Linked DNA regions of Homo sapiens: region 2 is linked to region 1. The links are chromatin contacts, found by Hi-C or POLR2A ChIA-PET in ENCODE. All regions are on one chromosome and are shown on one strand. The core of a region is the stretch at or near the end of the contact, and the rest is flanking DNA. Distances in the headings are between cores, read along the strand shown.

Evidence for each region. A loop is a pair of places that touch in the nucleus more often than their neighbours do. ChIA-PET counts read pairs that join two places held with the same protein, here RNA polymerase II (POLR2A).
Region 2: a map of transverse colon shows a loop between it and region 1 (14-fold over the local background). The contact joins two enhancer-like sites. A Hi-C loop is called at or near these places in 1 of 168 maps with a recorded cell type or tissue (transverse colon). POLR2A ChIA-PET finds 5 or more read pairs at or near these places in 1 of 52 experiments (MCF 10A).

What each region holds. Positions count from the first base shown.
Region 1 is chr3:194,865,152-194,868,755 of GRCh38, forward strand. No RefSeq gene overlaps it. Among named protein-coding and RNA genes, the nearest start is that of LINC01972, 98 kb to the left of the region's middle. Within about 2 kb of position 2,245, at least 13 of the 41 ENCODE cell types and tissues checked have a DNase peak (open chromatin) inside an H3K27ac peak, as active enhancers do.
Region 2 is chr3:195,531,873-195,535,197 of GRCh38, forward strand. The region is part of intron 1 of PPP1R2 (protein phosphatase 1 regulatory inhibitor subunit 2); the gene reads right to left. Among named protein-coding and RNA genes, the nearest start is that of PPP1R2, 9.8 kb to the right of the region's middle. Within about 2 kb of position 1,252, at least 2 of the 41 ENCODE cell types and tissues checked have a DNase peak (open chromatin) inside an H3K27ac peak, as active enhancers do.

The DNA of each region.
Region 1 (3,604 bases), core at 995-3,494:
TTATCTATGTTTCACATTGAGCTGAAACTTCACTGCCAAAGACGTTGGCCAAGCAGGCTTCTTTCTCAGCTGTTGCTCTACAGAACAATTTCACAAAGACAGGATGTTGTCCTAAAAAAGCATCCTCTGGTTCCCTGCTGGACAGGCCGACAGCTTGGCTGGGTATTACAAACAAACCAGGAAAGTATGTTCAGTAATGCCAGCTCATGAGGGAAGCTGGGACTATGGCTTCAAAAGTAGAGCTGTAGTGAGTTGGGGAAAAAGTGGTAAATATTTGAGGAGGTTGTTGACATCGTATAAAGGCCAGGAAAACAAAGGCTGGAAATTGTAAGGGTCCTACAGTGAAAGTACCTGAGGATAGCTAGGGGACAGAGGGGAAGATCACAACCAGCTTGAAGTGGTCCATCTGTCTGACGTGGAAGCAGAATTAAGCACAGACCACACATTGTTCCCCAGATCAGGAAAATCCCATTTGACTTCAGGTCTGCTAACATCAGGAACATCGCAGTGGTCATGGTAATAATAATAGCAGACATTTACAGCATTCATTCACAGGCACTGTACTAAGTACTTTGCATACAATTTCTCATTTGATGTTTTAAAAACTCTGAAAAGGCAAGTTTTATTACTCTCAAGTACAGATGAAGGAACTGAGACTCAGAAGTAGGAAGGAACTTACTCCAAATCCATAGCTGTGCTGTGAAAGCTGGTGTGTGAATCTCGTCACTCTAGCCTGAAAGCATGTTCTCAAAACCATTTTTGTCAATTCCAAATACAAAACAGGGACACTGCAGTGCTGTGGGGAAAAGAGTGGCCTTTTCCATTAAATGGTCTCTGGGTCAACTTGCTAATCATAGAAAAATAATGTATTTTAACCCCTGTCTCACAGCTCACAAATAAATTAATCCCAATTGAGTCACAGATCAAAAACATTTTTAGAGCAAAACATAGAAAAATAGGTGAATATCTTGGAGTAGATAATGATTCTTTACTCAAGACAAGAAAGTCCCTAACCATAATATTGATAAATTGGATTATATTGCCCTGAAGAACTTCTGTTCATCAAAAGATACTACTGAGAACAGAGAAAGGCAACCCACAGAGTGGAAGAAGATATTTATAATACATACAGGACTCATACCAAGAATATATAAATAACTTCTGCAAATCAATAAGAAAAAGACAGAAAACCAGGTTCAAAAAGTGGACAAAAGACTTGATCAGATACTTCACAAAGGAAGTATCCAAAGTGCCAATAAACATATGGAGAATTGCTTAAGTTTATCAGTCATCAGGGAAATGCAAATCACAGACCACAACGCAATCACACTACACACCCGTCAGAATGACTACATCAAAAAAGATAGGAAATCGTGAGTATTGGTGAGGATGATGTGAAGCAACCAAGACTCTGTATATATACAGGTATACACACACACACGTATATATACCTTTGTAAAATGTCACTCCTAGTGTAAACTCAACAGAAATATGTATGTATGTGTGTGTGTGTATATATATATATATATATATATATATATATATATATATATATTCACCAAAAGACATACTAGAACATTATAGCAATGCTATTTATGATGTCTGAAAAAAAAACAACTCAAATGCCCACTGACATAGAATAGAACGGGAAATTTTCCCATTCTATTTCCCATTCCCAGTTGTAGCTCATATATTCTCATTGCTATTGTGTTACTATACCATTGATGGGAAAATGAATTGCGGTGTATTAACACGATAGCGATGAGAATATATGAACTACAACTATGAGCAATAGTATCAGGACAAATCTTACAACTGTGATGTTGAGTGGAAGAAACACAAATGAGGATATTCTGTATGTTTCCTTTATTTGAAGCAGGAAAAGGGACAGAACTCTTCTATCAGAAGTCAGGTCAGTGCTTACCTAGGGAGGGTGTAGCAACTGGAACAGGGTACAGGGAGGTTGGTCTCCTCAGGTGCTGCTGATGCTCTGTGTGAGCTATGTGCTGGCTGCAAAGGTGCATTTGTTTATGACAATTTACTGAGCTGTACACTTACTGTATCAATTAGCTGTTGCCATACCAAACCATCCCCAAACCCAGTGGCAGACAATAAGCATTTATTTCTTGCCGACTGGTTTGTGTTCAGTTGTTCAAAGTTGGGCTTGGCTGTGTTGAGGGCAGGCTTCTCCACATGTCTCAATCTCCTTTAACTGGCAGCCATCCAAGGCATGGTCTCAAAGGGTGAAAGGCAGGAGCCCAAGATAGGGAAATGGAAACACACAGGCTTCTTCGGGTCTCAGCTTGGAGCTAGTGTCCTCTGACTGCTGCCACATTCCAGTGGCCAAGGCAAGTCGCAGGACCAAGCCCGACATCAGTGGAGTGGGGAAATACGCGCCTCTCAAGCTCCTCCCCATGTAAACATTTGCTCAGCAATAATCTAATCCAGGACATTTATTAGAGGTGTGGCTTACTGTGTGTATTTCGTATTTCAAAGTTTTCAAAGGAAACCAAAAAGGGTGTAGGAACCGCTATCTTCCCCTACCTCCTCCACACTACTGGGTCCCCTCCCACTTCTGGGATCTTAATGGAAAGAGGATAAGTTATGAAAATTCTCTACACAAGCACAAGGAAGAAAGGAAGGAAGAACACGTGCTTCCTAGCACACAATGCGCTTCCCGTCAGCTGGGCTGGAGAGAAATGCCTCCCTGGTCTGCCACCCCCCACCCCCGCCAGAGACATGGCGGCAACAAGTCACCCCTTCCTGTAGTTGTAGCTGAAGGGACTGCTGTAAAGTGCAGCCCCAGTTTTCCCAGCCCCTGCTCCCTTACCTTCAAGGGCTCCCTATTGTAGTCACACTGTTTAATAAAGGGTGAACTTTATCCAGTGAGAAGGAAGGAGCTGAACATTTAAAAGGCTCAACATTTCTGCAAGACAAATTGAACTTTTTGCCTCCTAACCAACAATCCTGAAAAAGTCTCTCTTATTCATCGCAGATGCAGAAGGTTTAAGCAGGCACCAAATTACTCCAAGGGTAACATCCCAGTTCCTTGGTCTTTAGATCAGACGCACTAAGAGGGACGATAAGTCTTCAGAGAGGTCTGGTTCCTACTGTAATAAGAGCATGGGATTCTGTTCCTTCTCTGTAGGTAGGGAAAGTTCAAATGTACACAATAACAATTCATCCCTCTCTTGCAACTTATCTCATATAAACTCCATCTCTAGAATCAGGCTGCCTGGTGTCAAGTCTTGGCTCTACTTGCCGTGTGACCTTGGGTAAGTGATTCGACCACTGTCACCCTCAGGTCCTCCATCTGTAAAATGGAGATTTGCTTATTCATTCAATGGACCTTTATTGAAAGACCTACTATGTGTCCGGCAGGGTGCTGGGCTCTAGGGATACAATGGCAACTGAGATGGACATGGTCCTCGCCGTCATGGAGTTTATATGAAGGGTAGAGTCAAACCGCAAACACTCTGTCACATAACCACAATCTCAGCCATAGTGTCATGAGGAAAACAAACCATAGACTGAGATGGAAAATAACAGGAGAGTCAGGAAGGTGGTCTCACCAAAAGGTGACACACTTAAGCTGAGCCTCAAA
Region 2 (3,325 bases), core at 2-2,501, 670 kb after region 1:
CCCTAGACCTGGCAACCACCATTCTACTTCTATCTCTAGAAATGTGACCACTCTAGGTACCTCGCAGAAGCGAAATCATGAAGTATTTGTCCTTTTGTGACTGGCGTATCTCACTAAGCATAATGTCTTCAAGGTTCATTCATATTGTAGCATGTGTCAGAATGTCTCTCTTTTTTTAAGAGACTGGGTCTCTGTCACCCCAGGCTAGAGTAAAGTGGCATGATCATAGTTCACTGCAGTCTCGAACTCCTGGACTCAAGTGATCCTCCTGCCTCAGCCTCCTGACTAGGTGGGACCACAGGTACGCACCACCATGCCCAGCTAATTTTTCTTTTTCTTTTTCTTTTTTTTTTTTTTTTTTTACAGGTGGAGTCTTGCTATGTTGTCAGGCTGGTATCAAACTCCTGGCCTCAAGCAATTCCCCTGCCTCAGCCTCCCAAAGTACTGGAATTACAGGTATGAGCCACCACACCTGGCCATAATCAAATTAATATGTCCTTAGTATTTGAAAAAAGTCACCTGCCAGGAGTGGGACTGTGTAATTTTTAAGGGAACTCATCACACTCTTCTGGGACTGAACTAGACTGGGTAAACAGAGCTTGCTTTAACAATACCGATGTCTTCAGATGCCTAGGCTTCTGCCTGTCACATAGTTGAGCTTGTGGCAGAAAACAAAAAACAAATTTAACCGGGAGACAGACACTGAAGGTTCAAGTTTCAGTTACCCTTTACTATAGAGAAGCCAAAAAAAAATCTTCTCTTGGACTCTATTTATAGTTGACCCTTGAATATTATGAGTTTGAACTGTGTGGGTCCACTTATATGCGGATTTTTTTTCAACAAATCTACTGGAAATTTTTTTGGAGGCTTGTGACAATTTGAAGAAACTCAGATAAACCACATAGCCCAGAAATATTTAAAAAAACCTTAAAAGTTAGTTATGTCATAAGTGCATTATACATAGAGAATAGTCTACTTTATCATTTACTACCATAAAATATTCACAAGCCTAGTTAAAATGTAACGTTAAAATTTATCAAAACATGCACATACAACACATGGTGTTGGATCTGCAGTTGGATCATAACTGCATAAAATTAACTACAGTACATACTATTCTATGTCACAGTTTCACAGCTATCTCTTGTTGCTACTGCAGTCTCCTCAAGTGTTGCAAGTTTGCTTAAAATGCTCTATGATGCGGCCAGGCACGTCTGTAATCCCAGCACTTTGGGAGGCTGAGGCAGGTGGATCACTTGAGGTTAGGCGCTCGAGACCAGCCTAGCCAACATGGTGAAACCCCGTCTCTACCAAAAATACAAAAAAATTAGGCATGGTGGCTTGCGCTTGTAGTCCTAGCTACTCAGGAGGCTGATGCAGAAGAATCACTTGAACCCGGGAGGCAGGGGTTGCAGTGAGCAGAGATCATGCCACTGCACTCCAGCCTGGGCAACAGAGTAAGACTCTGCCTCAGGAAAAAAAAAAAAAAAAGCTCTATGATGCTAGTTGTTTCAGTGTGAGTAGTTTGTTGCTCCAGTAAATTGCCTGTTGCAATAAAAAGTGATCTGTCTTGGTTTTTGAGTATTTTTTATCCTATTTAGTGCAATATTGTAAACCTTGAGTAACACCATGGGAGTCATACAAAATGCCACTAGAGATGCTGGAAGCATTCCCAAGAAGCAAAGTTGTGACATTACAAGAAAAAGTAGAACGCTTGATGAGTACCTTAGATGGAGCTCTGCAACTGCGGCTGCCCATCATTTAAACATGAATCCACCATAAAGACCATTGTAAAAATAAAATCAAATAAAAGGAAATTCACAAAGCTGTCACTGCAGTAGCGATACCAGCATGAAAACCTTGCATATTTTGTGAAGTGCCTTTTGTATTGCCGATGCATCTTTTATGTGAGTGCAGGATTGTACAAGACTATAGACTCTAATATGATTTGAGAAAAAATGATGTCACTATATGATAACTTAAAGCAAAAAGAAGGTGAAGAATCTAAAGTTGGAGAATTTAATGCGAGCAAACAATGGTTTGATAATTTTAGAAAGAGGTTTGGCTTTAAAATTACAAGATAACAGAGAAGCAGCTTCTGCCAACCAACAGGCTGCAGACGAGTTCCCAGAGGCCATTAAGAAAATCACTAATGAGAAAGGGCCAGGTGCAATGGCTCACACCTGTAATCCCACACTTTGGGAGGCTGAGGCAGGAGGATCTCTTGAGCCCAGGAGTTTGAGAACAGCTTGGGCAACCATAGTGAGACACTATCTCTACAAAAAATTTTTAAAATTAGCCAGGCATGATGGCACACACACACCTGCAGTCCCAGCTACTTGGGGGTGGCCTGAAGTGGGAGGATCACCTGAGCCCAGGAGGTCAAGGCTGCAGTGAGCCATCTGCAATCGAGCCACTGTAATCCAGCCTGGGTGGCAAAGTGAGACTGTCCAGAAAAAGAAAAAATTATTAAGGAGAAAGGACATCTGATCTGCCTGTACAGGTTTTTAATGAGAATAAAAGTGCCTGATTCTGGGGAAAAAAATGCCACAAAGGACATTTATTTATAAGAAAAGAGAAGCAAGCATCAGGATTTAAGGCAGGAAGGGACAGGCTAACTCTACTGTCTTGTGCCAATGCAGTAGGGTTTATGATCAGAACTGTCCTTAACTATAAAGCTGCTAACCCCGGAGCCTTGAAGGGAAAAGATAAACACCAGCTGCCAGTCTTGTGGTTGTAGAAGGTCTGGACAACGAGAACCCTCCTGGTTCCGTCCATGTTCTGTCCCCAGGGTAAGGAAGTACCTTGCCAATACAGAACTGCTTTTAAAAAAAAAAGAGAGATAGGGCATTACTCCATCGCCCAGGCTGGAGTGCAGTGGCACAATCATAGCTCACTGCAGCCTCGAACTCCTGGGCTTAAGTGATGTGACTGTGTCAGCCACCTGAGCAGCTAGGGCTGCAGGCTCAAGCCACGTGCCTGGCAGTAAAGTACCTTTTAAAGTTGTTTTGATTCTGGACAATGTCTCTCTTTGGCCACCTATGAACCCTATGAGTTCAACCCTATAAAGGTGTCAAGGTGGTTTACTCGTCCTCAAACACAACATCTCCAATTTAACCTCTAGATCGGGGGTCACAGAGGACCTTTAAGATTCAGCACACATGGCACTCTACGCAGTGGTCCCCAACCTTTTTAGCACCAGTGAGCGGTTTCGGGAAAGACAACTTTTGCGTGGTGTGGGGTCGGGTGGGAAGGTTTCAGGATGAAACTGTTCCACCTCAGATCATCAGGCATTAGACTCTCATAAGGAGTGGGCGACCTAGAG